6 separate regions of the Homo sapiens genome follow, and all the other regions are linked to region 6. The links are chromatin contacts, found by Hi-C or POLR2A ChIA-PET in ENCODE. All regions are on one chromosome and are shown on one strand. The core of a region is the stretch at or near the end of the contact, and the rest is flanking DNA. Distances in the headings are between cores, read along the strand shown. Region 1 holds the start of ANO6 (anoctamin 6). Region 2 overlaps ANO6 (anoctamin 6). Region 3 has its middle 18 kb from the start of LINC02156. Region 4 holds the start of SENP1 (SUMO specific peptidase 1). Region 5 overlaps VDR (vitamin D receptor). Region 6 holds the start of SLC38A2 (solute carrier family 38 member 2).

Region 1 (5,046 bases), core at 1,492-3,991, 1.2 Mb before region 6:
TGCGATCCCTGACTTGAAAAAGCTTTGCAAATACAAATAACCTGGCTGTATATTAATATTTTATTTCACAAATTATTATTGTATGGATGATAATTCTTCAGGGTTAAATGTGTGGTTCTTACATAGGCCTATTATCCTATTTCTGAGGCATATATTGATTGCTCAACTGAAAAAAAATGCAGAAGAGAAGTGGTAGGAAATAAAATGGATTAGAGGAAAGAATGGAATTTACTAATAATAGAGTTCCCTTCTAGCAACAGTTACCTTTACATATAAGGCCAACAATGTTTCGCTGCAACATTTATCAAAGAAGAAAAATGTAAACTCTTAAAAATCTGTGAAGAATTCTAAATGACTAATTAAAACTTGTTGCAAAGTCAACTTCGATAATTTTTTAACTACAAAGTAACTTTGACCGAAGTCTTAGTCCATAAAAATGAGAACAAGGCCGGGCGCGGTGGCTCACGCCTGTAATCCCAGCACTTTGGGAGGCAGAGGCGGGCGGATCACGAGGTCGGGAGATCTAGACCATCCTGGCTAACACGGTGAAACCCCGTCCCTACTAAAAATACAAAAAATTAGCTGGGCGTGGTGGTGGGCGCCTGTAGTCCCAGCTACTCCGGAGGCTGAGGCAGGAGAATGGCGTGACCCTGGGAGGTGGAGCTTGCAGTGAGCCGAGATCTAGCCACTGCACTACAGCCTGGGTGACAGAGCGCGACTCTGTCTTAAAAAAAAAAAGAGAGAACATTTGGTTAAAGAACTATGGCAGGGAGTTGATGAGACTTTGAATTTTGAATTGGTGGGGGAAAAAGTGATCTGAAAAAAAAATGGATTGGGACATGTCTCTGGAGGTGGTTTATGAAGAGGCTATGAGCACTGATTCTGAAACAAGCTGTTGAGGTTTCAATCCTGGCTCCACTATTTATTCCCTGTGTGATTTTGGACAAGTTGCTCAAGTTGCCTCACACCTGAAGAAAAATGATAACACTTTCTAGGGTTGTTATGAGGGTTGAATGACTGGATGCTTATAAAACATGTAAAACTTTTCCTAGCACATAAAAAGTACTACACAAAAATTTGTTAAAAGAAAATTGTAAAAATTGATCATGTAACCAAAACACTTTTGAAGTTTCTACTTTTAGTGAGTTTCACAAGCTCAGGGGAGAGTGTTCAGTGAAAGGAAACAATCTCTTCTCATCTTTCTTCTCCCATCATTTTTTTCTCCTATCTTCAGAGTACTGTATTGTTGTCTCTTTATACTAAAAACAATTCTGTTTATTCAAAAAAAGTACCTCAAGAAGCAAGTATAGTGTTTCCCAGGTATTTTCTTAAAAGTAATTTCATCATGTCTTTTCATGTATATATTCATGTCTATTTTCCCACTTAAGATTGGTCCCAATGTTTTCTTTCTTTCAGAGAGAACATTAAAAATGTTAGGAAACTGAGGTGCAAGGATTGCTGGAGGCCAGGAGTTCGAAACCAGCCTGGGCAACATAGTGAGACACCCATCTCTACAAAAAAATTTAAGAATAAGCCCCACATGGTGGTGTGCTCCGCTTGTAGTTCTAGTTACTGAACTCCCACCTCGGCAACAGAGCGAGACCGTCTTAAAAAAAGTATGTGGAAGAAAAAACATGCACAGTAGATTTAGTGTTATTGTGATAACCCTAGCACTTCAGTGGAAAAAATATAAACAATTTCAATGAGTAGACAATAACACATATAACCAAGATTTCAAATATACCTTCTAGCCCTTTTGAGAAGTCAAAATTGAACAACCTGAATGTACCAGCTTTTTTGAAAAAAGTTTTGTAGACACGCGATCCCCAAAACCTGCCGTTCAAACAACTCCAAGGGTCTTTAAAGTACTAAATCCCTTTGTATTTGTCCTATCGGTCCCTTTGGTTTCCAGGAAAGCATTAAAAATAAAAATAAAAACTCTCTGCCTTAATTTTATTTCACGACTTTCTTTTCTCTTATTATAGCTTTCCACATTGCTTTAGAAGAGTTTACATCTAACTCTAGTGGTCTTCGGCTTCTTCTCCCTCTTTGACACAGAGGACTAGTTTCAATTGTACAAATAGGCTGGACGCTTCAGCGATTATCTTCCGACCACTCCCTGTGTGCTCGCGCGGGCGGAGTAGGGGGCGCTTCTCCACTCTCCGCGACCTCAATGTATGCGGAAATCCTCCTGCCTTTGTGCACACGTTTATTTAGAAAATTCTCTCCACCCCCACTCCCGTCCGTCCCGCCCCTTCTTCTTTTGCTTATTCTCTGAGTTTTGCCTCTCCTCCCACCCCGACTCCACCGTAATCTTAACCTACCCGTACAGATTCCACTTTCCCACTTCGGAGCTAGAGTAATTTAAGATCCCCCCATTATTAGCTCCACGTCGCCTTTAAAAGCCATTCAAACGAGTTCGCCTTCCAGGGTTCTGCAGTTGTGCTGCAGCAGCATTTCCCTCCTCTCCAGTATCAGACGTTAAAACAAAGCAAGCCACAGTGTGTGTCCACAGACGACCTTGGAACGAAAAGCTGCCCTGTTTGGGATCAATGCTCAGGGAACCCAGTCCACTCCCGCACTCACGTGTTCCCGCCTTGCCCTCCAGCTAGTTCCCCCGCGCGCAGGATCGCACTACTCCCTCTGCAGTCTCGCCTGCCGACTTCCTTCTGCGCGCCTCGTAAAACCGGGGAAGTTCAATCATTCCGCAGCGAGCCGCGGCGGCCGCACTGGGCATGCTCAGTCTCCGGGCTCCGCTCGGCAGGCGAGAGGCGTCCTCCGGCTCTGGGCTCCGGTCGGTGGGTGCCTCGGCTCGGCTTTCCCCGGCGCTGGCTGGGCTCAGCGGCCCCTGAGCCCAAGCGACACACGCCCCGCGGTCCCCGATCCGGCCCCTGGGAGAGCCGCGCCGTTCTGGAACCCGGGAGCCCCCAACTTCGCGCCAAGTTCGGAGCCGCCTTCTGAGGGAGACATGAAAAAGATGAGCAGGAATGTTTTGCTACAAATGGAGGAGGAGGAGGACGACGACGATGGGGATATCGGTGAGCGAGGGGTCCCCGCGTCCCCACCCGAGAGCCCGAGCCGACGCGGGAAGAAGTTCGGGGACTGCGCGGGGGCGCTGTGCTCTCCGCGGGGGAGGTTGGCCGAGACGCTCGGCCGCTCCGGGCAGGGGAGGAAGCCCGCTGTCCCCGGCTGCTTGCAGACTGAGGCCCCGGTGCGGCCCCTGCGGGGCTGAGGCGCGGGGCGCGTGGTGGCCCCGAGGACAGGCTCCTGACGGGCGGGGGATGCTGCCCCTGAAAAGCCTGGCAGCTGCGGGGACGCCTCTGCGTGCGGAAGTCTCCACTCAGAAGCAACTTTGGGGTCACTTCCCCGACTCGCAGAGTGCTAGGGTTGCCCAGGAGCCTCGGCACTGGGGCGAGCCCCCTGGGCGGGGTCCGGGGAGCAGGCCCGCATTTGGAGGACAGGGTGTGACCCATCTGAATCCTCGTTAAAGTAAAAGCCGACCGACGGCTCTGGGAGGTTTGAGGCCTGGCGGGGCGGCCCCGGGAAGTGATTTGTGGCCGCTAGGCGCGCGCTGGAAACCCTTTCCCATCTGCGGAGCCCACCGGAGCTGTGATCGGAGGAGGAATTCCCCCAGGCAGGGAGGACCGCAGGGCCTTTTTCACTCGTCCTGAGGGGCCCTGGGGCTTGGGGAGCAAACCTGGGGTGACCCATTTCTAGTTAGAGTTAAAAATGCATGGAAGTGACAAGACGAACGGAGGGAGAGCTGTTTTAAGAGCAAAAAAAGAAAAAAAGGGCAAACAAAAGGGATGAGAGGAGGTGAGGAAGGGGAAAGGAATGAGAGGACTAGAGAGAAAATCAGGTCCCTAAAGAGAACACTGTCGGGGGATGATGATATAATGTGTCCCTCCAGAAGACTCTAATTAAATTACCAAGCCAGTCTGTTGTGGCGACTCGGCTTAGTCTCCTGGATGCCAAATCAATTTTAAAGCAGAACATCCTGCTGATGTTCTAAAGCCCTGTTGTTATCTAATAACTTTAAAAGTAACTTAATTTTAGGAGTTGGGTGTGGTTTTTATTTCTGTTACATTTTGGGCACGGAATATTTCGATCAAAAAAATTTGGTAACTTCTTGGTTGTCCAGGGACAAATCGAATAGAGGAGATTACACTCCATGATTTAGTTTCACATTTCATTCATTCATTTAAGAACAATTTACTAGTTATTCATCTTTAAGGAGAGAGCAAATAGTAGTAGTTTTTATAGGAGAGAAAACTGAAGCGCACAGGTTGGTCTGCCCAGCTTCTCACACTTTCAAACCCAGGTTTTCTGACTTGTAAAACCAGTGAAGATTAATGCTCTTACCACTGGGTCACTCTGGCTGTTACTACTGTTTAGCAAGATTAAGTAGTACCTGATGATTACATAAAAATATAGGAGTGAAATTTAAAAAGTTACAATAAAATTGACACAGTCTGTTTCCCAGGAAAGTATTATTGTCTTTTATGGTGAGCTGCACTGTTTATAATGAGTATTGTAAGTAAATAAGGGCAGAAGCTCAAATGGAAACTGAAGTAAGCAAGAGGCTCTGAGCTTTGTTTTACTGTGCCAGCAGTAGATCTCAGTTTAGAAAGTAATTTGGTCTAGTCTGTGTTTACCTATTGAGGCATCGTATAAATTCATCTTAAGCGTGTGGCAGTAAGCTCTTTTTATTTTTAATGACATGTCATTCATGCTAGTTTTGTCCAGTCAAACAGTGTAGATAGACTTAAGAAAAAGTTAAATATCTCTACTCCTCCCCACCCTCTAGAAACTACTAATACTAATACTTTAGTGTTAATATTAGTAGGGCATTTCCCACTATTCCTGTGGGGCCCTGGGGTCTCTACTGTAGGGGTCATCTCAACATATTTTACGTCAAGCAGCAGGTACCATTTAAACAGGTCTTGGCAATATTTTTTTCTTCTCAGTGAATGAAAAGATATGCTGATGTTCTAACACCCAGTATCTATGAATGTGATTTCTGTTTCTTTCTTTCTCTTTTTTTTT
Region 2 (5,046 bases), core at 435-2,934, 1.1 Mb before region 6:
GTAAAATGTACTGTTAACTGTTTAAGTTATGACAGTTGTATAGCCACCACCCAAAACAAGAGATGGAGGACATTTCCAGCACCCTTGTACCCCTTTCATGTCAACCTTCCTCCACATGGTCCCTGCAAGCACTTAAAGACTTCCTCCATAAATTGATTTTGCCCATTCTTGAGCTTCGTTCTAAAGAAATCATGTAAAATGTAGTTTTTTGTGCCTGGCTTCACTTAGCACAATCTTTCTGGGGATTCATCTGTGTTATAGATATCAGTAGTAATCTAGTGTATTGGAACTATAAGAATATCTAGAAAATGTATTTTGAATTAAATCTTGAAGTATTCGTTTCTTATAGGTAGCAGACTAACAATCCTTAACCTTCTAATTCTGTTTTTACTTTAAAGTCAGGTAGCTTTTGGTCTTAGTTATTTTTGTAATCTCTTTAAGCAGTTCACATAATGCCTTGCCAATTATAGGAAATTAGCAAATGTGTTCTTAAGTTGGAAGAGAATGTGTGAGGAAAATTCACTCCTATCTCATTTTACAGAAATTCAGATTTTAATTGTCCTGCTGTAATTGTGAAACTGAACTGCACATTCATTCTGAGGATTATTGCACTGATGAGTTTACTGATGAGTGTGACACTGGTTCGGAGGGAACTGTTTGCAGACTCTCCCTATGTATAAGGAGTTCATGTGTAATAATTTATTTCTCCAGAAGGTCACCTTTTTTCCTACTGATTTTTTTTTACTGGTAAAAATATTGCAAACAGATATTGTTAGTCTCGTTTGGTAACTGAAAGAGCTCTGAGAACGGAAAAGTTAGAGTGACCTATCCAAATGAAGGAGCAGTTCAGTGTTGGTGCAGGATATTAGATTCCAAAATATTTGTTCAGGCCCCTTTTCCAAGTTCCCAGGGAAGTTACTGACACTGATGTTGGTTTCTTTTAAGAATGACTCATGATTTTTCGAGCCTGGTTTCCACTCTTAGTCATCTTCCCTGCCTGAGTTAAAACAGGCTTTAGGCTCTCACTGAATTCCAGCCTTGACAGAACCCCCCACCCCCACCCCTGGGCTTTTGATTCCCACTTCCTAGCTCAGCTACATTCCAGTCTCTGGAACCAATTCTGACTCCAGGCAGGCAAGATGAGACAATTCAGCATTTACTATCAGTCCAGCAGTAACCTTTCAGTTCTAATAATTTGGCTTGTCCTTTTCCTCCTCAGTTGTTCAGACTCCTTTCTCAGAAACATGCCTAGGACCTCAGTCTCTTTAGTTCTTTGGATTCTGTGTTGCTCTTGTCAGTGTTTACTATCAGTCCAGCAGTAACCTTTCAGTTCTAATAATTTGGCTTGTCCTTTTCCTCCTCAGTTGTTCAAACTCCTATCTCAGAAACATGCCTAGGACCTCAGTCTCTTTAGTTCTTTGGATTCTGTGTTGCTCTTGTCAGTGTTTCCTAATCACCCTCTTGCCCTGGAAATAAAGTCCTCTCCAATGTGGTGCTACTTCTCCTCCTTCCTGTAGCAGACTCTGGTTGTGGCCTGTCTGTGCCTACAGATTTAGTGACAGGAGCTGTACTTTTCTGTTCCCTTCTTTAGCTGTCATACTGGTGGTATCTTAAATCTTAGCCCTAAATTGTGATGAAACTGTTGTATTTTCACAAGTCTTCCTTAGTCATATTGTGCTGTCTGTTCTAAGTAGGGCTGTGAATAAGAGTGGGGTACAGTTTCCTGCAATAAGAGATGGGAGGCTTAACTTCAGCTTGGCACGTAAGAAAGATCAAATGTTTACTGCAATGTGGGAAAACCACCTCCTGGGCATAATAGAAATCCAGGCCTGGCAGTAAACAATTCTATTCAAAAGCAGCTTCTCAGGGCTGAGGAATGACCTAGTTGAGTGGCATGACATCTGAGCAGAACTAGCAAGGAGGCTTGGTGGTATGCCGCCTTTTAACTCCAGCACCTGTGGCTCTTGAGCATTCTCCTCATTCTTCAGTATGGAAAATGGATATTTTCTCAGTCTTGTGCAAAAACAGCTTCAAGAAAAGTCCCCTAGTCAAAAATTCCAGTATTTGGAAGTGTACCAGGAGTCCAAAAAGTTGAGAACTACTCCTGGCTTTTTCCTTCCCTCCCTCACACTGACGGCATTCCTGAACTAGCATGCCTGTCTGTCTCTACATTTCTGGGTGACTGCCTCATCCCAGGTGGCCTTCCTCCAGCTGTGAGCTGGGTGTGTTCCCAGGTATTTAATCCACCCTTGGGGCAAGTTCTTCCAGGCAGCCTCCAGTGCCCCTTCCGGGATCCTGGCTGGATCAGGCTGACTGTCCTTGGAAGTGAAAGAGGCTACATATGAAGGGGAGAAGGGTCCTCTCTGCCTCAGGAGAAGGAAATTAGTTACAGGTGCATGCATAGGCAAAATAGCCCCAATCCTGTTGTGATATAACAGAATTTAGAAGACATCTGGCTCAAATTTTAATTTTCAAAAAGTGATAAATTCTGTGAAGAGGTAACCTGTAGAGTTTATTGTCAAATTAATGGTAGAGCTACTGTATGTGCCACTGTCAGTTGTTAATTATTATTATTATTTTTTTAAGTTCTAGGGTACATGTGCACAACATTTAGGTTTGTTACATAGGTATACATGTACCATGTTGGTTTGCTGCACCTATCAACTCATCATTTACATAAAGTATTTCTCCTGATGATATCCCTCCTGCAGCCCCCCACCTTCTAATAGGCCCTGGTGTGTGCTGTTCCCCACCCTGTGTCCAAGTGTTCTCATTGTTCAATTCCCAACTATAAATGAGAACATGAGTTTGGTTTTCTGTCCTTGTGATAGTTTGCTGAGAATGATGGTTTCCAGCTTCATCCATGTCCCTGCAAAGGACATGAGCTCATCCTTTTTTATGGTTGCATAGTATTCCACGGTGTATATGTGCCACATTTTCTTAATCCAGTCTACCACTGATGGACATTTGGGTTGGTTCCAAGTCTTTGCTATTGTGAATAGTGCTGCAATAAACATACGTGTGCATGTGTCTTCATAGTAGAATGATTTATAATCCTTTGGGTATATACCCAGTAATGGGATGGCTGGGTCAAATGGTATTTCTAGTTCTAGATCCTTGAGGAATTGCCACACTGTCTTCCACAATGGTTGAACTAATTTTCACTCCCACCAACAGTGTAAAAGTATTCCTATTTCTCCATATCCTCTCCAGCATCTGTTGTTCCCTGACTTTTTAATGATCGCCATTCTAACTGGTGTGGGTTGGTATCTCATTGTGGTTTTTATTTGCATTTCTCTGATGACGGGGGATGATGAGCATTTTTTCATGTTTCTGTTGGCTGCATAAATGTCTTCTTTTGAGAAGTGTCTGTTCATATCCTTTACCCACTTTTTGATGGTGTCATTTGTTTTTTTCTTGTAAATTTGAATTCTTTGTAGATTCTGGATAGTAGCCCTTTGTCAGATGGGCAGATTGCAAAAATTTTCTCCCATTCTGTAGGTTGCCTGTTCACTCTGATGGTAGTTTCTTTCACTGTGCAGAAGCTCTTTAGTTGAATTAGATCCCATTTGTCTATTTTGGCTTATGTTGCCATTGCTTCTGGTGTTTTAGACATGAAGTCCTTGCTGATGCCTATGTCCTGAATGGTATTGCCTAGGTTTTCTTCTAGGGATTTTATGGTTTTAGGTCTAACTTAAGTCTTTAATCCATCTTGAATTAATTTTTGTATAAGGTGTAAGGAAGGGATCCAGTTTCAGTTTTCTACATATGGCTAGCCAGTTTTCCCAGCACCATTTATTAAATAAGGAATCCTTTCCCCATTTCTTGTTTTTGTCAAGTTTGTCAAAGATCAGTTGGTTGTAGATGTGTGGTGTTATTTCTGAGGCCTCTGTTCTGTTCCATTGGTCTATATCTCTGTTTTGGTACCAGTACCATGCTGTTTTGGTTACTGTAGGCTTGTAGTATAGTTTGAAGTCAGGTAGCGTGATGCCTCCAGCTTTGTTCTTTTGGCTTAGGATTGTCTTGGCAATGTGGGCCTTTTTTTGGTTCCATATGAACTTTAAAGTAGTTTTTTCCAATTCTGTGAAGAAAGTCATTGGTAGCTTGATGGGGATGGCATTGAATCTGTAAATTACCTTGGGCAGTATGGCCGTTTTCACAATATTGATTCTTCCTACCCATGAGCATGGAATGTTCTTCCATTTGTTTGCGTCCTCTTTTATTTCATTGAGCAGTGATTTGTAGTTCTCCTTGAAGAGGTCCCTCACATCTCTTGTAAGTTGGATTCCTAGCTATTTTATTCTCTTTGTAGCAGTTGTGAATGGGAGTTCACTCATGATTTGGCTCTCTGTCTGATATTGGTGTATAGGAATGCTTGTGATTTTTGCACATTGATTTTGTATCCTGAGACTTTGCTGAAGTTGCTTATCAGCTTAAGGAGATTTTGGGCTGAGATGATGGGGTTTTCTTTTTCTTTTTCTTTTTTTTTTTTTTTTTGAGACAGAGTCTCACTCTGTCGCCCAGGCTGGAGTGCAGTGGCAGGATCTCGGCTCACTGCAAGCTCTGCCTCCCGGGTTCAAGTGATTCTCCTGCCTCAGTCTCCCAAGTAGCTGGGATTACAGGCACCTGCCAGCATGACCGGCTAATTTTTCTATTTTTAGTAGAGACGGGGTTTCACCATATTGGCCAGGCTGGTCTCGAACTCCCAACCTCAGGTGATCTGCATGCCTCAGCCTCCCAAAGTGCTGGGATTAGAGGTGGGAGCCACTGTGCTTGGCTGATGGTAGGGTTTTCTAAATATACAATCATGTCATCTACAAACAGGGACAGTCTGACTTTCTCATTTCCTAATTTAATACTCTTTATTCCTTTCTCTTGCCTGATTGCCAGAACTTCCAACACTGTGTTAAATAGGAGTGGTAAGAGAGGGCATCCTAGTCTTGTGCCGGTTTTCAAAGGGAATGCTTCCAGTTTTTGCCCATTCAGTATGATATTGGCTGTGGGTTTGTCATAAATAGCTCTTATTATTTTGAGATATGTTCCATC
Region 3 (5,045 bases), core at 2,295-4,794, 1.0 Mb after region 6:
AATTTTCCAAGAACCAGCCCCACCACCTCCCTACCTACCTTTGCCACCTTTTTCCTTTCTCAGGAAAATTCTCTCTTCCCCGGTTACTTGAACTTTTGTAACACCAACTGAGGGGAAGGGTGAGGGGAGGAGAAAGACTGAAGAGGCAGGGGACCAAGGGGAGGACGTGGGCCTAGAGTCTGAGTGAATCACATCCCGAGGTGAGTGTAGGTTGTAGAGGAAGAGATGGGGAAAAAGAGGGGATTTTCCTCTGAGATGCCACATGATGTTCATTTCACCCTGTAGTCTCACCGTGCCCCTCCATAGAGTTAAAAGCCAACCTCATGCTAGGAATTCCTAGCATTTTTAACTCAGGCTTTGACTATACTCCAGAGCTCCAGATCCACTTGGACTTTGTTTAAGAAACATCTCAAATTTACCTTGTCCAAAACAAAGCATTTGTTTAGCACCCCTTAAAAACGTGTTTCTCGGCAGGGCGCAGTGGCTCACGCCTGTAATCCCAGCACCTTGGGAGGCCGAGGCGGGTGGATCACAAGGTCAGGAAATCGAGACCATCCTGACTAACACGGTGAAACCCCGTCTCTACTAAAACTACAAAAAAATAGCTAGGGGTGGTGGTGGGCGCCTGTAGTCCCAGCTACTCAGGAAGCTGAGGCAGGAGAATGGCGTGAACCCGGGAGGCGGAGCTTGTAGTGAGCCGAGATCAAGCCACTGCACTCCAGTCTGGGCTACAGAGTGAGACTCTGTCTCAAAAAAAAACACAAAGACCTGAAGAGTCATCCTTGATTTTTCTCTCTACACTTGTAATAACTCCTTCAGTGAGTGCTGTCAGTGTACCTCCAAATACAGTCGAAATGACCCCGGGGAGTGGGGGTGGGAATTCTATATCAGGAGTATCAAAGTGTGGAACTTAGTAAAGTCCAAATCTGGTAGGCCTCACTCTAGTCTTTCTTCTTAATTTTTTTTAAATCAATACATTGTAACTGTACATAGTTATGGGATACAATTTGATATTTCCATACATCTATGTTGTATAATGATCAAATTGGCATTTAGCATATCCATTACCTTGTGAATTTATCCTTTCTTAGTGGTAAGGACATCCAAAAGTGTCTCTTCTAGCTATTTTGTAATATACAATAATTTACTCTTAACCATAGTCATCTGAATGTGCAACAGAACTTATCCCTCCTCTCTAATTGTAACTTTGTGCGAGTTAACCAACTTCTTCCTATCCTCCCTGCTCCAGTCTTTCTCACCACCCTGGTGGCACTGCTGCAGGGCCAAGGTCATTGCCTGTCTGGACCCCATGTCTAGCAGTCTTCTGAATTAAATGCCTATCCTCCCTTGCCCTTGGTCCACAACTTTATCTTCACAAATATACTATTGAGCAAAAGAGTCCAGACACAAAAGAGGACATATTATATGACTCTATTCATGTAAATTTCAAAAACAGGCAAAGCTACTACCATTGTCGGGTGGTGATGGTGATAATGGGGGGTGGGGAGCAATTGAAAGGAGTTTCAAGGAGTTCCAGTGGCTGGTCATGTTCTGTTTCTTGATCAGACAGTGAAACACAAATGTGTTCACTTCATGAAAATTCACAAGCTATACATTTATGAGTTGTGCTCATTTCTGATTGCATGTCATACTTCAATAAAAAATTTACTTAAAATTTGAAAAAAATTAAGTAATTATTTCAGGCTGAAAATGTTTGTAAACCATTAAGAACATCAAAGTGTCTGCATTTTGAAAATATGTGATTTTATTCTTGGTGCCCATGGAGATTCAAAATGTACCTCTTTTAACAACAAATGAATTTTTCTCCTATAGTACAAAATCACTCTTTTTTTTTTTTAAAAGAAGTCTCGCTCTTGTCTCCCAGGCTGGAGTGCAATGATGCCATCTCAGCTCACTGCAACCTCTGCCTCCCGGGTTCAAGCAATTCTCCTGCCTCAGTCTCTTGAGTAGCTGGGATTGCAGCTGCCTGCCACCATGCCTGGCTAATTGTTTTTTTAGTAGAGATGGGGTTTCACCACATTGGCCAGGCTGGTCTCAAACTCCTGACCTCAGATGATTCACCTGTCTCGGCCTCCCAAAGTGCTGGGATTACAGGCATGAGCCACTGCTCCCAGCCCAATGACTCGTTTTTAATTCAACTAAAATAAAACTAGGAATCAATCACTGTTGAGTAATGGGGATTTGTAAAAACATCTGAAATATGAAAAATGTTACCAAAACTTGGGTAGAGACTGGGGTAGCTGTCAGGACACTTGTGACAGAAGCCAGCACTTGGCCTAGCCTTTCAGAATTACTGTGGGACTTTCACTGAATCAGACTTCCCTTCTTTCTTAAAAGACCCATATGGGGCAACTGTATCTCACCATACATCTTCTTCTCTCTTTTTTTTTCTAGCTAAAATGGAAAGGATGGAACCCGAGATATCTTTGTCTTTGTCTTCCTTGTCTTCCTTGTTGACATTCTTTGTCTTCCTTGTTGACAGCTCCTGCAGGCATCCCCAAACTGATTTGCTGAAGGTGAGAATCTGCCCCCTGAATCACAAAGGGTGGCTGTGCTGCTCACTTAGTCTGTTTTGTGTTGCTGTAACAGGATATCTGAGACCCAGTAATTTACAAAGAAAAGGGGTTCATTTAGCTCATGGTTCTGCAGGCTGGGAAGTACAAGAAGCATAGCATTAGCATCTGCTCTGGTGAGAGCCACATGGTAGGTCCAAACATGGTAGAGAAGGTCAAAGGGGAATTATGAAAAGTCAGAGCCCAATGGCATCTTGGCTTTACCACAACCTATTCTCAAGGGAAGAAATCCATTCTCAGCAATGAACCTAGTCTGGCCAGACAAAGAATTTACTAACTAACAAAAGGGTACCAAGCCATGCATGAGGGCTCTGCCTCCATGACCAAGTACTTCCCACAGGCTTACTTCCCAACCCCGCAAGACAAGGACCAAATTTCAACATGAGTTTTGCTGGGAACAAACAAATCCTACCCAAACCATAGCAGCTGCCAATGACAAAATGAAACCAAGTTTCATAGGGCCCTCTCTGCTCCACATGTAGGCAACTCTGCAGGCATTTGGAGCACCTGTTAGCATGGACTAGAAGTCTAATTGGCCCTTTCTTCCTGTGCAGAGATCCTGGTGCAGGTGGCTCTCCCTGCTTCACCCCTAGGCATATCTTCAGGCATTTGGAGCACCTGCTCTCTTGGTTCAGCAGCCTGAGCCACCCCCACCCTTCCTGTGCATAGACTGTGGTACAGTAGGGCCCCCTCCACTGCAAGCAGATCTCCAGACATTCAAATCACCTTCTTGCTTGGTTCAGCAGCTGAAGTCACCCCACCCCTCCTGTACAGAGATCTTGGTGCAGGGGACTTTTTCTCTGCTTCATGGCCAGGGAGATCTTCAGGACCCTGGAGCACCACTCTCCTGGATTAGGAGTTTAGGCTGACACCCATCCCCATCCAGAGAACTTGGGGCTGAGGAGGTTTCCTAGCTCCATGCCTAGGCACACCTCTAGAAACTTGGTGGCAGCCCACTGGATTCTCCTTTGGCACTGGTGCTTATGCTTGCCATCAGGGGACGTGTAACTGGGCCTTCCAAGTTCGGCTCCACCCATCTTGCCCCACCCCTCCATTCCCTGGAGCTGAGAAGAGAGCTCAGACCACTGTGCATTCCATAAATGAGCCCATTGCCTGAGGCAACAAAGAGCTCCTCTCAGTAAACAAGGATCGGGTATATACCCAGCCATGTTGGCCACAACCAGCTCTTACACATAAGTGACATCTACTGGCTTGTCTGTTTAACTGCACAGCCCCGTGTAATATCTAGAGAGTGTAGGAAGAGGGGAAGGGAAAGAAAAAGAAGAAAAGGCAATAATTTTATAGGGAAAGAAATAAAAACAAAAATCCTACCCACACAAAAATAATTACAAAAATTAGAAGTGCCAGCACTTCCAGATGAGAAGGAATCAGAGCAAGAATTCTGGAACCATGAAAAATCTGAATGTGACAACATCAAAAGATCACAGTAGCTCTCCAGCAATGGTCCCTAACCCAGATGGAAACCCAGAAATTACAGATAAAGAATTCAAAGCATGAATTGCAAGGAAGCTCAATAAGATCCAAGACAAGGTTGAAAATCAACACAGGCCAGGTGCAGTGGCTCATGCCTGTAATCCCAAGACTTTGAGAGGCCAAGGCAGCAGGATCACTTGAGGTCAGGAGTTCAAGACCAGTCTGGCCAACATGGTGAAACCCTGTTTCTACTAAAAATACAAAAAATTAGCTGGGTGTGGTGGCGCACGTGTGTAGTCCCAGCTACTTGGGAGGCTGTGGCAGGAGAATCACTTGAGCTGGGAAGCGGAGGTACCAGTGAGCCAAGATCACACCACTGTACTCCAGCCTGGGTGACAAAGAAAGACTCCATCTAAAAAAAAAAAAAAAAAAATCAGCACAAGGAAACTTCTAAAGTAATCTGGGAAATGAAAGAAGAGATAAAACATCCTAAAAATAAATCAGTCAGAGCTTCTGGAATTGAAAAACTCACTTAGGGAATTTCAAAATACAACTGAAAGTTTTATCAATAGACTGCACCAAGCAGAAGAAAGAATTTCAGAGTTTGAAGACTGGTCTTTTGAACTAACCCACTTACACAAAAATTTTGTTAAAAAGAATTTTTTAAAGATAGTCTTTGAGAAATATAGAATTATGTCAAGTGACCAAACCTATGCATTGTTGGCATTCCTGAGAGACAAGAGAAAAAGTAAACAACCTGGAAAACATATTTGAGGAAATAATTCAAGAAAATTTTCCTAATCTTGCTAGAGAGGTAGACATCTGGATATAAGAAATCCAGAGAACATCTGTGACAAACTATTCAAAATGAACATAACAAAGAAATTAAGTCACTACACTGTCCAAGGTCAATATTAAAGAAAAAAAAATGTTAAAGGCAGCTAAAGACAGAGATCAGATCACATACAAAGGGAACCCTATCATGCTAACAGCAGACTTCTCAGTATAAACCTTACC
Region 4 (4,435 bases), core at 1,418-3,917, 1.7 Mb after region 6:
ACACACTGGCAATTTAAAAGTAATCCCTCACTAACCCTGGGGAATCCACACTGATTTATAATTTTAAATAATTAAAACCCCACATTTATATTTTACTACAAATACATCCAGCTACTTCAGTGTGCTTATGGTACATTCTTTTAGCCACTTGCAGTTACATTGGGAGAAGGAATATTTTACCCCAAGATTCTCCATGAAAATGTTGGATCTGGAACCTCTGATGCCACCAAATTCAAGCAACTGTAAAAATGTTTTCTTTTTAAAAAAAATGATTCTAATAATTCATTTCCTAGTATACACTGGTCATGTAATTTACTGAAAGAACATAAGCTGTTACAGACATTCAGATGAAGTCAGGTTAGTAGTGGAACACAAGATAATGGGAAACCTGAAAGAACAAAAAAGATCACAGTCTTGACAACTGCGGTGAAACACTTATAACCTTACATATATGCAAAAAGGGGATTATGAAAGACAATGTCTAGGGCTGCAAGGAAGTTACTAGAAAATATATATTGAGGCTGGGCACGGTGGCTCACACCTGTAATCCCAGAACTTTGGGAGGCCGAGGTGGGCAGATCACGAGGTCAGCAGTTCAAGACCGGCCTGGCTAACATGGTGAAACCCTGTCTCTACGAAAAATACAAAAATTAGCCAGGTATGGTGGCAGGCACCCATAATCCCAGCTACTCGGGAGGCTGAGGCAGGAGAATCGCTTGAACCCGGGAGGCGGAGGTTGCAGTGAGACAAGACCAAGCCATTGCACTCCAGCCTGGGTGACAGAGCGAGACTCTGTCTAAAAAAAGAAGAAAAAAATATATATAGAGAGAGAGAGAGAGAGAGACGGGGGGGGGGGGGGGGGCGGAGGGAGGGAGAGAGAGAGAGAGAGAGACGCAATGTTAGCTTTATCCAGGACCAAGATGTGGTTAGAACAATTTATGATATAAGAAGGGTGTGAAAGCAACCATGTGAAATCACCCTTTTCCAAGTTCTGAAAAACAATTATGTGTACAATAGTTTGTACTATATCGTCATGTGTTTGAGGTTCTTTCCTTCTATTTTTACATGTAATCTCTCCCAATCACTCTAACACCTTAAATACCTTAACACTCTAACGCCGTAAACCCTAAGTGTTCAAATTCTTTCATACACATTCATTTACTGTGCACCGACTACGTGCATTAAGAAAGGGTCCCTGCCACTGAGCAGCTCACTGTCCAGTAGGGAAAGCCAGATCCATAAACAGGTACCGCAAGACAGTAGAGCTGGTACAACTGATAGAAGATGTAGAAGTTGGGAAGAAAAGGACAAGAGTTCCAAAGCCGCAATGCAAGTCAACAACTGCATTCCCTTAGCCAGAAGTAGCAGAACCTGTTTTTGTACCCATCCACTCCCTCTAGACAACTCATTAGATGAGTGACATGAAGACCATCTTTGCAGTTGGGATAATTAATTGAAGTCAGTTAAAAATGAATAAGCCTTCCTAAAAGGGACTAGAGAGGAAAAATAAAGGGTGGTAGAGTGTAAACTGGAAGTAGGTTAAGGGATCATGCTTATAGAGATGCTTAAAGTTGCGCTTTAACTGTAATTTCAAAGTCAGGGTAATCTGTATTTCAACATGAGTCCTTAACACAAATTATTTTTATGAAGAATAAAGATTTAGGAGATGATGAGATCTAATACATCCAGAATAACCAATTATAACAAAGACCCTCAGTCAAATAGTTGGTAGTAGATAAAAGGCTTTATATGAATATTACAAGAATCACCACCACTCCAAATATAATAAGTGTACCAAATATGAAGTAAAATGACTTTAACAAGGCTGACTTGAAAGTGATAAAGAAGCAAGTTACTGCTAACAAGATAGTGGAAATACTGCACAGGCACCGATAAACAGAAATCACCAAGCTCAAGGAAAGAGAAACGAGGCATAGATCCAGAGATCACGTTAGGGTACACCAAGAAAGAGACGGTTCAAGGGAATTACCAGGAGGCGATGAGCCAGGTAAGCAAATTGTGGCAGTTAAGGGGATTTTCATAACCTGAGCAGGAGGGTCCAGACGTTTCTTTCTGATGGTGGCACTAGCGATATCACATCTCAGGGAGATACCACAGAGTAGGAGAGTTGGAGAAATGTTTACGTGAGACGCAGAAGTAGTCAAGAAATATCACTCGGGTCTCAAGGAAGGCGGGAGATGAAGCCGGTACCACAGAAAGCCGAGCTTCCCGGTGAAAACAGCTCTCCCCAGAGAAGACCCAGCTCTGGCGGGAAAGCCCCGGAATCGCAACCGGCCTTTCCCCAAGTACGGCTGGGCGCTGGGATGGGGCCTGCTGTAACGGCAGGGAGACGGTCTCTCCGCGGCCCAGGAGAGAGAGACCAGAAGGAACGGCCTCAGGTAGCCTAACGGCCACCGGCGGCCACAGCGCGGCCACCGGACAGCAGGGGGGAGGGGAGGTGGTCCCAGGGGGCGGGGCAGAGGAAAAGGCGCCGGCCCCACAGTGCTCCCCGCTTCCGCCCAGTCCAGCCCGGGCCGGCTGACCGGGTCCGACACAGTCTCCTGGACCAGGCTCCCTCCATCCTCACCCCTCCCCCAGCTTCCCGCCGCCACTCACCGAACCGGAACCGGCTGCCATGCGAAGGGGTTTCCGGCCGGGCGCGGAACGCAAAACCCGGGAACCGCCGCGAACCGGAACCGCCTTCACAGCACCGGAAGAGTCGCTAGGTGGCTGAAGAGGAGGGGGCTGGGGCAGGAGGTCAAAGAACAGAGTTAAGGACCAGTGGGGCGCCTGCGCGGTGTGGCGAGGCCCGAGAAGCGAAGGGAGCATTTAAGACTAGTCGTAATTTCTCAGTACCCTTTTCAGTCTGGGCTTTTTCGCTTTCTCGTACTCGGAATACTGTTAGTGAGCCCTTCGTCCTATGCTTTTCTCTGTTCCCTCTGCTCCCTTACCCGCCGCCTTCTGGTTCCGCCCGGCGAGTTTTGCTTGCTTGCGTTCCAGTTTCCATGGCAGCTTTTCGCGGTGGCCCTAAATCTGCGGAAACCTGTGGCTTCCCCCGACAGATAGGGACCTGAGATCTAAATCGATCTCAGGCTATCTCGTGTTTTATTGAGAATCACAGAACGTTAGTGCTTGTAGAGGTTATTGGAGATACTTTAGTCTTACCAGGTTCAGAGAAGTGAAGTGATTTCCCAAAGGTTTTAAGTGCACGGCCCATCTAGGACTAGGAAACAAGTTTCTTAACTTGCAATCCTGTACTCTGCACCACCTCATACTTGATTGACCATTCAGCAAGCAAACAAACAAACAAACAAGCAACTTGAGGACGGATTAGGCTAGACTCTGGCAAGATGTAGAACCTTCCAGAACTCTGGAGGAATTTGAAACAGGCAGAGCTGTGAGGAAAGCTTTTGGGAGCCCACTAGAGATCTGCTTTTCTGGGTAGAGATAGAGAAGGACCCAGGAATCACCTGTGACCTTTGAAGGGCTTTGTTGTTCCTGGGACACATTGATTAACCTGGAATCTGCCATACTTTCTAAGAGAACATAATGGGAAGAAATATGTTTGTTCATTCAGGCTTTTTGTCAAGCACCTCAGCTTGGCAGGCCTCTGGACCCAGGCCCTGTAGAAGTCTTAGAGAAATGCCCCCTTAATAGGTCCTTTACACCCAGATCACAGCCACAGGCACAGTCTGAGCTCAGACTTAAAGAAGGGCAGTTTCTGGAGGCCCCCAGCCTTTCTGATACTCTCAGCAGCTTGCTGAGTTCAGGGTTTCCTCCCCTGTCAAATACATCAAAGTAGATTATTTGTATTGCCTCATGTGCTGATACTTTTATATTATATTGTCAAGTCCTAAGGCCAAGTAGTCATGAGTGTAGCTGGTCCATGTCAGTCACTGACATCTTATTTCACAGCTCTGTTCGTTTGGATTAAACTCTGTCTCTATTTCTAGGAGGCAGCCATGCATAAAGACGAGTTTCATCTGAAATTTTTCATGTGTGTGATTCAGTCTCGCCAGTTAGTCAGGACTCCTCAGAGAACAGGTACCCTTGTCTCCTGATCATACTCCAGTGACAGAGAATGGGTTCTCTCACAAGAAGTCTAAATACAGGATGTGAGGCTTTCTAGTGTAAATACGGATTTTAGGGGTCAACTGACCTTGTTTATCACATTCTCACTTTGATAAAATATTGATCACTGAGTCGTGTATTTTCCAGGTAAGATTTTGACCTGGTTTGTTGTGATAGATGCCAGGCAGATAAGGAGGACTTGAGAGTTGAGGGGGGAACAAAATTTATCCCATGAGCTTGTCATTATTGTGTTGTTATGTGAATTACTTCGACCAGTCTGGGCTCATCTGTGGGAATCTTTATTGTCATTATAACTGACACTCCAAAACTATCAGATAAATCAAGCCCTAAGGAAAAATGGCCT
Region 5 (5,074 bases), core at 1,644-4,143, 1.5 Mb after region 6:
TCAAAAAAAAAAGAAAGAAAAGAAAAAGAAAAGTGGCACCCTTGTAGCCTATGTAAGTTGTGTGTGTGTGTGTGTGTGTGCACAAGTGTGCACATTTAAGGGCTCATTTTCCTAATTCGAACATTCTCTCCCACTGCCAGCCACACCACGTGGACTTTGGGAGGCTGCATAAAGGACACCTCCCTGAGGCACCTCCCTAGAGGCTTTTCATCATCCATGTCCTGAGAGTCCTGTCCTCCTCCCAGCCCCAGCAGGAGTAGGCCCCACTTTTCTGACATAGTTAGATGGGGAAAGATGGTGGCAGAATCACTGTCTGCATGAGCAGCAGCATCTTCCAAGGAACTGCTGAGTGTGAAGATGCCCAAGCCTTCCAAGCCAAAGCCCAGGCCCAACCATTTCCTTCCTGGAGATGAGCTACTGACGTCATCTGCTCAGGGGCCAGGCATTAGTTAGGATTCTTGGTAAAACATGACTCACTGTTCACATTCACTAGAACATACATGGGGTTGAGGGGAATCGCACTCATCAATTGTCAAGCTTGCTCTAGCAAATGGACAGCTGGGGACCACACCGACTCAGCCCCTGGGATAGAGAAGAGACCAGAGTAGGGCTCTACTGGCAGTCCCAGGCAGGCCCAGACTCTTAGATCCACAGAGGGCCCAAGAGACCGTCAGTGTAACTCCCTCCCTTTATACGTGGGACCACTGAGGTTAAGAAACTTACAGGTGAGGATATTCAGCAAGAAGTGCAGGCTCCTAGGTCTGGAAGTCTTAGGGATCTAAGGCTTAGCCTTTAGCTTCCTGGATTGTTTTCAACCCCAGAAACTTAAAGTGCTCAGTGAAGTTGATGCCCCAAACAGCCCCAGGTGGCTCAATGCCAAGAATGACCCAACAGTCAAGGAAGCAGCTGCTGTTGGTTTTGGACCTTGGCTCTGGTACCCTGCTGTGACAACCCTCATCACCCAAGGGGCCTACTGCAGAGCCAGGGTTGTCAGGAGGTGGAGCAGCACCAGGCTATCAGGGGCTCCTTAGCTCCAAGTCTAGCCCGCCTCAGGCCCAGTCCTAACCCTGCAGTAGCTAACAAGAAAGAAGTTATACGCCAGGCTTTTTTCCATCTTCGTAGAAACAAAAAGCCTTTTGCCGTTCACCTCTATTTGTTTACTGCTGCTTTTCTGGAGGGACAAGAGAATATGGAAGCATCTTGGGAACTGTTAGGGTTCCCCAGAAACGAGATACAATTATCCCCACAGGGACATCTGTATGTTCCAGGACATGAGATTGGTGTCCCTCCCACCAACCTTGTGGTTCTTGAGGCTTCATCCGTCACCACAAATGCTCAGGCCTCAGAATGCCCGTAATTCTCTAAACTTACTCAAGGACCAGAAGTTTCTATTTCAGAAGAAACTCTCATTTCCTTTTTTTTTTTTTTGTTTTTCAACAACCGGGCATTTCGCTCTGGTCACTGAGGGGCTGCTCTGTCCTCCCACTGGCTGTCTTGTCTGGCTCAGAGCTCTTCCTGTTAAGCCTGCAAGGCCATGGGCACCAAGAAGACAGCACATCGTCAGCCTAGCCCAGCCACCACCTACAGTGATGTGAGCCAAAGCCTCTCACCAGACTGGGCCCGGGACTGAGAGCTTCTTGAGGCCCCAGGGCCTATCAGAGGCCCCGTCTGTCCTTCCCCAGGCTCCAGGGAGCCTGCCTTTGACCCTCACTTGGGGGCAGCCCCCCCAGCTGCAGGGTTGCCTGAAAAGAGATTCCACTGCTTCGCCATCTTTCTCTCATTTTTCTCATGTCACTTTAAATATGAAGCTCCATCTCAGATGTCTATACGCAGGAGGGTTGGAGATTGCCACTCAGCCCCACTTTGCCTGACAACAGGAATGAGGCTAGGAATAGGAAGAGAAGGCCGGGCGCGGTGGCTCACACCTGTAATCCCAGCACTTTGGGAGGCCGAGACAGGCGGATCGCGAGGTCAGGAGATCGAGACCATTGTGGCTAACACGGTGAAACCCCATCTCTACTAAAAATGCAAAACATTAGCCGGGCGTGTTGGCGGGCGCCTGTAGTCCCAGCTACTCGGGAGGCTGAGGCAGGAGAATGGCGTGAACCCGGGAGGTGGAGCTTGCAGTGAGCTGAGATCGTGCCACTACACTTCAGCCTGGGGGACAGAGCGAGACTCCATCTCAAAAAAAAAAAAAAAAAAAAAAAAGGAATAGGAAGAGAAAATAGTGCAGAGCTGAATTAAGAGAAAGTACTGGGACTGGGTGCAGTGGCGTGAGCACGCCTGTAAGCCCAGCACTTTGGGAGGCTGAGGTGGGCAGATAGCTTAGGCTCAGGAGTTTGAGACCAACCTGGCCAACATGGTGAAACCCTGTATCTACAAAAGATTAAAAAAAATTAGCCAGGCATGGTGGCATGCGCCTGTGGTCTCAGCTACTTGGGAGGCTAAGGTGGAAGGATCGCTTGAGCTGGTGAGGTCAAGGCTGCAGTGAACCAAGATTGTGCCACTGCACTTCAGTGTGGGTGACAAAGTGAGATCCTGTCTCTAGAAATAAAAAATAAAAGAGAAAGTACTGGGGGTAAAAAAAAAGTTTGGCGCCCTTGCTTCTGCTTAAGAGTTGTCATATGAAGCCCGAGAACACTGAAAAGGAAGAGGACACCATTACGCTCTGGAGCGTGGGGTCAGTGTTCAGGGTATAGAAAGTTTGCTCCCCAGCTCCAACTGCCAGACCCAGAGGCTCTCTGGAACTCAGATCCCAGAGCTGGCCTTTCAGGTGTGTCTGGCCCAACATGTCTGTTTGCTGGGCCACAGATCCTCTTGGCTCAGAGGTCCTGTTCTTCCCTGTTCTCCTGCCTTCCAAGGGCACTTCCACATGTGTGGCTGTCATTTACTCTCTGCCCACGAGGAGTCAGGGCAGCCAGACTGCCCAACCCTGGCTCTGTGCTTTGTCCTGAAGGTCTACACCCTACCCTGCCTTCCTCCCAATACTAATTGCCTGTGAGCTGGTTTGGATTTGAGAAACAAGAGCTTCAGGTTTCCATGAGAGCCCATTGCCTCAGCTGCTCTCTGAGCCTGGACCCTGTCATCCTCTGGTTGGTTGGCATTTATACCCCAGCTCAGGAAGGGGGGGTAGGGGTGGGGCAACCAAGCTAAATATAGATGCAGTTTCTAGAAAGCCAGGGGTGAGAGAGGACATTGACCGATTCTCATGCCAGAGACCAGTTTATCAAAACAGAAAGAGACAAAAACCTCACAAAAGCATCAAGAGCCTGGGGCCAGGGCCTCAGGCCTGGGACAGTTGGGCCTTTCTCCAGTAGGTGGCCTCTGCCAGCAGAGACGCACGTTGCATAACCCAGGCGTAGGGTCAACTATCCCCTCTGGGCTCCATCTCCACTGCACTGTCACAGAGATTCCAGCGTCTGCTCAGGATACAGGAACTAGCGAGAGCTCCTGATCTGAAAGCTATGTGAGGTGCTGGGAATGCTTACTAGTTTGATTATGGTGATCATTTCACAATGTATATGTATAGCAGAACATCGAGTTGTGCACCTGAAATATAGACCATGTCTATCTGTCAATTATACCCCAGCAAATCTAAAGGAATAAAAAGACCTACATCAAATGATGTAGGGGCCTACATGTATGTGAGAGGCAGCATCAGGGGGTTCTCCTCAGGTGGGTTTAAAAAAACATTAAAGGATGGTTAGCACTGTAGAAAAGAGCACAGACTTTTTTTTTTGGAGGGCAATTGGCAATGCGAAGCATGTTAAACACACAGACATTTTAACGCAGTAAAGCCACTTCCAGGTATTTATCCTGTGGGTAGATCGGTCCATGGGCGCAATGGTGGTTACTGCAGCTCTGTCTGGAGAAGCCAAAGACCGAACCTAAATGACCATGACAGAGGACTGGTTTCTTTCTTTTCTCTTTCTTTCTCTTTCTCTTTCTTTCTTTCTTTCTTTCTTTCTTTCTTTCTTTCTTTCTTTCTTTCTTTCTTTCTTTCTTTCCTTTCTCTCTCTCTCTCTCTTCCTTCCTTCCTTCCTCTCTTTCTCTCTTTCTATCTGTCTGTCTATCTGTCTTTCCTTCCTTCCTTCCTTCTTTTCTCTCTTTCTTTCTTTTTTTTTTTTTTCTGGATGGAATTTCACTCTGTCACCCACGCTGGAGTGCAGCAGCACGATCTGGGCTCACTGCAACCTCTGGCTCCCAGGTTCAATCGATTCTCTTGCTTCAGCCTCCCGAGTAGCTGGAATTACAGGCATGTGCCACCACGCCTGGCCAATTTTTTGTATTTTCAATAGAGATGGGGTTTCACCATGTTGGCCAGACTGGTCTCGAACTCCTGACCTCAAATGATCCACCCACCTTGGCCTCCCAAAGTGCTGGGATTACAGGCATGAGCCACCGTGCCCAGCCAGGCACTGGTTTCTTATCTCACAGAACCTCCATATAATACTCTGTGACTATGAAAAAGAAAGAGGAAGAATGCTGAAATGGGAATGAGCTTGAAGAAGTGTTCTTTAGCAGATAAAACCAAGATGCAGAATGGTGACGTGTGTGCACACACACATACACACACACACATATGCACTTTTACATAAAGAATCTGGAAGCGAACACGATGAGCTGGCAACAGTGACAGCTTCCTGGAGGAGGTAGGGAACTAAGAATTGGGTTGAATAGGTGATTTACTTTTCACTTACATATCCTCTTAAACTGTTGGCTTTTTAAAAAGCCATATTATGACGTTACATTTAAAAAATCCACTACCCACTACAACTACCTAAACATTAAAAATGAAATGCAGTCTTTGGTTAGATCGATATGTTTGAGTTTAAATCTTAAAGCACAACCTTGGGCAAGTTACTTAACCTTCCCATCCATTAGTTTCCACATCTGTAAAATGGGAGCAACATTTCAGAGAGGGTTGTAAGAACTAAATAAAGGAAAAGGGAACAGGACCTGGACAAAGGAAACCCTAAATAAAGGGAAAGAAGAGAAACTAGCAGAAAGAGGCAGTGGGAGGGAGTGCTGAGAGTGGGTGAAAGTAGATTTTAAAGTAGATTTTAAACATCTC
Region 6 (4,622 bases), core at 624-3,123:
ATATCTATCATTACACACAAGACTGCTTTAACATAAAATACCCTCCAACAGCATAGCTCTGATACAACATCTTTACTTAATGTATAAATATTAACTAGGAGTTGACTTTCACACCAGCTATCTTGTCATTACAACAAGATAATCGGATACTCTTTCAGAGATTACGCACCTTCTCTAAATGCTATAGCAAATTAAAGCAATGGAAGCAGAGTCCTAGGTAACTCCCTGAACCCAACCCATGCAAGCCGTTTTTTCAAAAGTGTCACAACTTCTCCCACCTTTTCAGAGCAGCTTGCTTGGTGGGGTAGGAGTAGTTGAAGTCGCTGTTGGAACTGTAGCTGCTGCTGTCTTCATCCGGGGAAATACTGAATCGTCCCATTTCGGCCTTCTTCATGCTAAGCACTGGGAGGAATCGGGTGCAGCTAGTAGCGCTGGGCTCCTTTTGTCCTTGGCGGTGGGTGCAGCGGCCCGCGAGTCGGCCTGCGAAAGTAGAGGCGGCGCGTCAGGACCGCAGCGCCAGCCCGCCGCGGTCACGTGACGCCGCCCGGAGGCGCAGCGCGGCTGATTCATCCCAGGCCAGGCGAGTGGAAAAGTACCAGCCGCGCGCGAGGGGCGGGGGCGCGCCGAGGGGCGGAAAAGTACAGACGGCGGAGCCGCGGGGAGAACAAAGATGATGCCACCGCTGTGTTGCGGCCGTCGAGGCCCCCTACTCCGGCAGATTTCAGTATTTCACCCTCTCTATTGTCCCTCGTCGGAGTGGAGGGGGCGAGGGGGGGTTCTGTTTTGCTTTTTCCCAGTCGCTCCAAACTTGCACAGGCACTCAGGGCACACATCCAGCCCCGACCCTGGCTCGTGTGCATGCAACCTAGGCGCACGGCTTTCCGTTTCTAGCATTTGGAACAGCAATGCTGCGTAATCTGTCCTTTACTGCCCGGAGTCCCCACACGGAGAAATGCCTCTGCCGCAGACAGCCTTCCCCAGGAGGCGGAAAGGGCCGACACTACTCCTCTCTCGAGGGGGGCGAACGCCCGGGCCCCGGGAGCTGGGGGTTTGTTTACACACGCGCGCCAGTGCCCTCAAGCACACCCGTCCACAGGCAGCTGGCCCGCGAGTGCTACGCCCGCCCAGCCCCTCCTATGTCCGGAAAGAAAACTGATGCAATATCGATCGTCGATTGTCAAATGTTCCCAACTCGTCTTCCCCAATCTTGGCCTCTCCTGTAATACATGCCCAAGCCCACCTCCGCCGCCCCCAGATTCCTGGCTCCCTGGACTTAATTTTTTTTTTTTATTAAATGCAAATCAGTCACAAGACTTGCCGCAGCAGAGCCGCTGGCCGGGCTAGCTCCCCTCCCCCTAATGGGAAGATGCGGCTCCGCACCGTGCAGGCACGCGGCCCCCGCCCAGCGCCCGCTCTCCTACCCACGTCGCGGGCGCGACACCCGCGCGGCGGGCCAGGGTGGAAGGCTGGCCAGCCCAACCGACAACGCCCGCCTCGAAAGGAAACGGACCCCGCGGCCGCCTTCCCGCGCGGCCCCTCCCGGAAGCCCCTCCCCCACTCTCGCCCGGGCCCCGCGCCCTTCCCACAGACGCCCCCCCGCACGCGTTACCTCGGTGGTCTCTATTCTCACGCAGACGTCTTCAGTGGGTTTCTCTCAGTCAAATACAAATCATAAAAAACAAACAAAAAATTTCCCCAAATCCAACAACAGGCAGGAAAAATAATTTTAATAAAAAAGGAAAAGACAAATTGCCGCCCCAATCCTCCGGCGTCCGCCGTGTCAAGGGAAAGGCGCGAGCGTGCGGTAACGCGTGGTCGGGCTGCTGCTAGCAGTACTGGAAAGGCGTTCTAAGGCGGCGGCGTCGCGCGGCTGTGGAGCAGCCCTGCGAGCGGCGGGTTATAGCGGCACCCCGGGGACGCGTCAGTGGGCGGGACCGCGGCCGCCCGGGCGCCTTCTCTTTGTGTATCAACACCACCTGGGCCCCGCCTCCGACCCGCCCAGACCTAGGCCCCGCCTCCCTGCCCCTCCCTCTGCGGCCCGCGCCCGCGGCCCAGCCCCGCCCGCAGGCGCCCCCAAGACTCTCCCGCAAAGCCCAAGCCCACTCTCTCCAGCTTTCTAGATAGTCTGGAAAGACCCCCAGATGCTTCCCCTGCCTATCCTTTTCAGCCAGGGTTGGTGCTCAACACATGCGGTTGTCTTTGAGGAGCCATCTCCTTAAAATTTTCTCCTGTCCGAGTCACCAGCAGTCCTTGCTTTCGGGGGACACATCAAGGCTTTTGGGGGACACCACCCTCCCACCAAACACTTTCTTGATTGTTATTTTTGTGATTTACAGTGAAGTTTTGTCTCACAAACTTGGGCCAAGGCAGCAAGGTTGTCCTGATGGTTTGTTGTTCTTTCTTTTCCACCTAGACCTGCTTTCACTCTTCAAAACTAGCCGGAGGTCGGCGAGCAGCTCCTTTTCGGGATGTGCTTTTTGTACGGCCATGGAAACTGGACTAGCGGAAAGGCTACCTTTTGGCCAGCAAGCCAGGCCCCTTAGAAAGAGGCCCCAGTGGGGAGCCCGGCGCTCCTAAGGCCGTTTGGGAGTCCCCAGTTTTCCACTCGCTGACACGTTGCTTCTCTTATCCCACCACCGCCGCCCCGGGCAAAGGCACTGCCTTGTCTGAATGCGGGTCTGAGGCGCTTTCTGCGGAGCCTGGTCCTTTCCCTTCAATGGTGATGTGTGTGGTCTTGCTGAGCCAGGCAACTAGGGGGACCCTTCGCTGTGGAAAAATTGGTGCTGCGGGAAAGGCAAGACTCACTCCCTTGCAGGAAACAAAGACCCCTTAGGAGAGAGAAATGTTCATGGAATGAATGAATAAACAAGTTTGACCTACTGCTCTCTTCCTTTTGGGGACTTGGGAGAAATTGGGCAGGGCATAGAGGAAAGGGCTGGGTGTGATCGCAGTTTTTGCTTTCAATGTTTTACTGAGGAAATCCGTACAACTGCCTATTTCCGCCGCACGTGAGGCTTCGGGTGCCCTCGCCTGCACCAGTGTTTATGATTGACAAGCGAGGTCCCGATTTCCCCCATCACACTCCTGTGTTCCCTACCCCAAACCTTCTACTCTGTTCAGGCCAGTCTTCCCTACCGCAAACCTTCTACTCTGTTCAGGCCAGTCTTAAATAATAGCCATTCTTGCTTTGGTGTCCAATCTCCTCTCATCCCCTTAAATGCCGCTGTCATGCAAGGCTTAGTCTTCGAGCCACAGGAAAGCGCCCCGCATGCCTTAATCCCTCCGTACTCAGCCCTCTTTTTGCAGGTACTATTTTCTAAAACAATATGGTGACGGACTTTTAAAAATCCGTGCTGTCATGCACTCAAAATCGTTCCAGACTATTTGTAGTATCATCTGCCCAAAGATTGTGAACTCCCCAAGGGCAGGTTTGGAATTTGACACACAATTAGGGCTGAAAAAACTATCTTCCTTCCACATACATTCCCCAATAAAATCAATCAACTCTTCTTGTCACAACAATCTTGGTAGTGGTAGGTTAGAGAGGAGTCCCAGGAAGTTTCTTTATATTAGGTTTCAACTGATAACAATCAAAAGGTCTTAAACCACTTTTTCATTCCAGATGAATCTCTGGTCGTTTCCTCTGCCCAGTTAGAGGTGCTAAGGAGGCCCTCAGGGTTGGTAGTTATGGGTGGCAAGTGGCACTATAAGTAAATCTCATGTCTTTTGGACTTTTTGGTGGTTTGTATTGCAACACATATTTAGGAGAAGCACAATACCTGTACAGCTGAGGGCAAAGTGGAGGGCAGGGGCGGGGGGGGGAGCTGCAATATTGATCTGGTCTCTGTATGATCAGAACTTGAACAGTAAATGACAAAAAAAGAAGGGTGGAGGGGTGAAACTTCCATGTTTTTATTGCCAGTTTGATTGGTCTTTTCGAGGGCCAAACTGAGGCATGCCTGCTAACTCCATCAGACTTCCAACTGAGGCCTGATGTGCTCTGAGCAATTGCTGTTATGCTTTGGGCTTGAATGCATTGGACACAGTGTCCTCATTCAATTTCTGGGAAACGATATTGCCAAATACCTATTGGTCAGTGCGCTATAATTTTGTTTGATTTCTAAGCTAATGTTCTAGAAGAGCAGCATTTTTTAAACTTTCAGAATGGGACCAAGTGGTGGATAGTGATGAATTCAGTGGATTAGTACTAGCTTTCTATTTTCTTCAATGCAGTAGAATAGAATAATTTTTTTTAAAAAATCAGTATGCCATATGTACTATTATTCTGTAAATCTTTTATCTTGATTATGTGTATATATATGTGTGTATATATGTATACATATGTATACATATATGTGATTATGTGTGTCTGTATATATATGTGTGTGTGTATTATGAGTTGTGATGTAAAACAGGGGTCCCCAACCCCTGGGCAGCAGACTGGTACCAGTCTGAAGCCTGTTAGGAACTGGGCTGCACAGCAGGAGGTGAGTGGCAGTTCAGCCAGCATTTGGCCTGATCAGTGGTGGCATTAGATTCTCATAGGGGCACGAACCCTATTGTGAACTGCACATGTGAGGGATCTAGGTTGCATACTTCTTATGAGAATCTAACTAATGCCT

The links. A loop is a pair of places that touch in the nucleus more often than their neighbours do. ChIA-PET counts read pairs that join two places held with the same protein, here RNA polymerase II (POLR2A). Pooled maps may share reads with other maps.
Region 1: a map of GM12878 shows a loop between it and region 6 (5-fold over the local background). The contact joins the promoter of ANO6 here to the promoter of SLC38A2 in region 6. A Hi-C loop is called at or near these places in 7 of 168 maps with a recorded cell type or tissue (B cell, CD4-positive, alpha-beta memory T cell, GM12878 and 3 more), 9 of 37 single-sample maps with no recorded cell type and 16 of 50 pooled maps. POLR2A ChIA-PET finds 5 or more read pairs at or near these places in 1 of 52 experiments (HEK293T).
Region 2: a loop to region 6 is called in a pooled map, with 2.9 times the contacts of the local background. The contact joins the enhancer-like site here to the promoter of SLC38A2 in region 6. A Hi-C loop is called at or near these places in 1 of 168 maps with a recorded cell type or tissue (sigmoid colon), 2 of 37 single-sample maps with no recorded cell type and 6 of 50 pooled maps.
Region 3: a map of CD8-positive, alpha-beta T cell shows a loop between it and region 6 (2.2-fold over the local background). The contact joins the enhancer-like site here to the promoter of SLC38A2 in region 6. A Hi-C loop is called at or near these places in 1 of 168 maps with a recorded cell type or tissue (CD8-positive, alpha-beta T cell), 4 of 37 single-sample maps with no recorded cell type and 11 of 50 pooled maps.
Region 4: a loop to region 6 is called in a pooled map, with 18 times the contacts of the local background. The contact joins the promoter of SENP1 here to the promoter of SLC38A2 in region 6. A Hi-C loop is called at or near these places in 3 of 37 single-sample maps with no recorded cell type and 12 of 50 pooled maps. POLR2A ChIA-PET finds 5 or more read pairs at or near these places in 1 of 52 experiments (activated CD4-positive, alpha-beta T cell).
Region 5: a loop to region 6 is called in a pooled map, with 17 times the contacts of the local background. The contact joins the enhancer-like site here to the promoter of SLC38A2 in region 6. A Hi-C loop is called at or near these places in 5 of 37 single-sample maps with no recorded cell type and 7 of 50 pooled maps. POLR2A ChIA-PET finds 5 or more read pairs at or near these places in 1 of 52 experiments (BJ).

Annotation. Positions count from the first base shown.
Region 1 is chr12:45,213,354-45,218,399 of GRCh38, forward strand. It overlaps ANO6 (anoctamin 6), which reads left to right and starts at 2,742. Exons shown (of 20, transcript NM_001025356.3): 1 at 2,742-3,038. The coding sequence starts at 2,969. It also overlaps the pseudogene PLEKHA8P1. RefSeq lists enhancers at 2,508-2,607, 3,618-3,747 and a silencer at 3,068-3,377.
Region 2 is chr12:45,233,672-45,238,717 of GRCh38, forward strand. The region is part of intron 1 of ANO6 (anoctamin 6); the gene reads left to right. Among named protein-coding and RNA genes, the nearest start is that of ANO6, 20 kb to the left of the region's middle. Within about 2 kb of position 1,685, at least 27 of the 41 ENCODE cell types and tissues checked have a DNase peak (open chromatin) inside an H3K27ac peak, as active enhancers do; they include sigmoid colon, where a contact is called at or near this core.
Region 3 is chr12:47,394,072-47,399,116 of GRCh38, forward strand. No RefSeq gene overlaps it. Among named protein-coding and RNA genes, the nearest start is that of LINC02156, 18 kb to the right of the region's middle. RefSeq lists a silencer at 3,717-3,766. Within about 2 kb of position 3,545, at least 2 of the 41 ENCODE cell types and tissues checked have a DNase peak (open chromatin) inside an H3K27ac peak, as active enhancers do; they include CD8-positive, alpha-beta T cell, where a contact is called at or near this core.
Region 4 is chr12:48,103,412-48,107,846 of GRCh38, forward strand. SENP1 (SUMO specific peptidase 1) reads right to left here and starts at 2,668. Exons shown (of 18, transcript NM_001267594.2): 1 at 2,617-2,668. It also overlaps a transcript of PFKM not described here. RefSeq lists enhancers at 1,665-2,540, 2,046-2,255, 2,541-3,414 and a silencer at 2,396-2,535.
Region 5 is chr12:47,867,352-47,872,425 of GRCh38, forward strand. The region is part of intron 3 of VDR (vitamin D receptor); the gene reads right to left. Among named protein-coding and RNA genes, the nearest start is that of VDR, 35 kb to the right of the region's middle. RefSeq lists enhancers at 1,142-1,642, 1,348-1,527, 1,628-1,697, 2,464-2,513. Within about 2 kb of position 2,894, at least 9 of the 41 ENCODE cell types and tissues checked have a DNase peak (open chromatin) inside an H3K27ac peak, as active enhancers do.
Region 6 is chr12:46,370,900-46,375,521 of GRCh38, forward strand. It overlaps SLC38A2 (solute carrier family 38 member 2), which reads right to left and starts at 1,874. Exons shown (of 16, transcript NM_018976.5): 1 at 1,610-1,874; 2 at 279-480. The coding sequence starts at 394. SLC38A2-AS1 (SLC38A2 antisense RNA 1) reads left to right here and starts at 1,884. Exons shown (of 2, transcript NR_187299.1): 1 at 1,884-1,963; 2 at 2,414-2,879. RefSeq lists enhancers at 804-953, 1,034-1,363, 1,053-1,756, 1,614-1,693, 2,374-2,433 and silencers at 1,384-1,583, 1,784-2,123.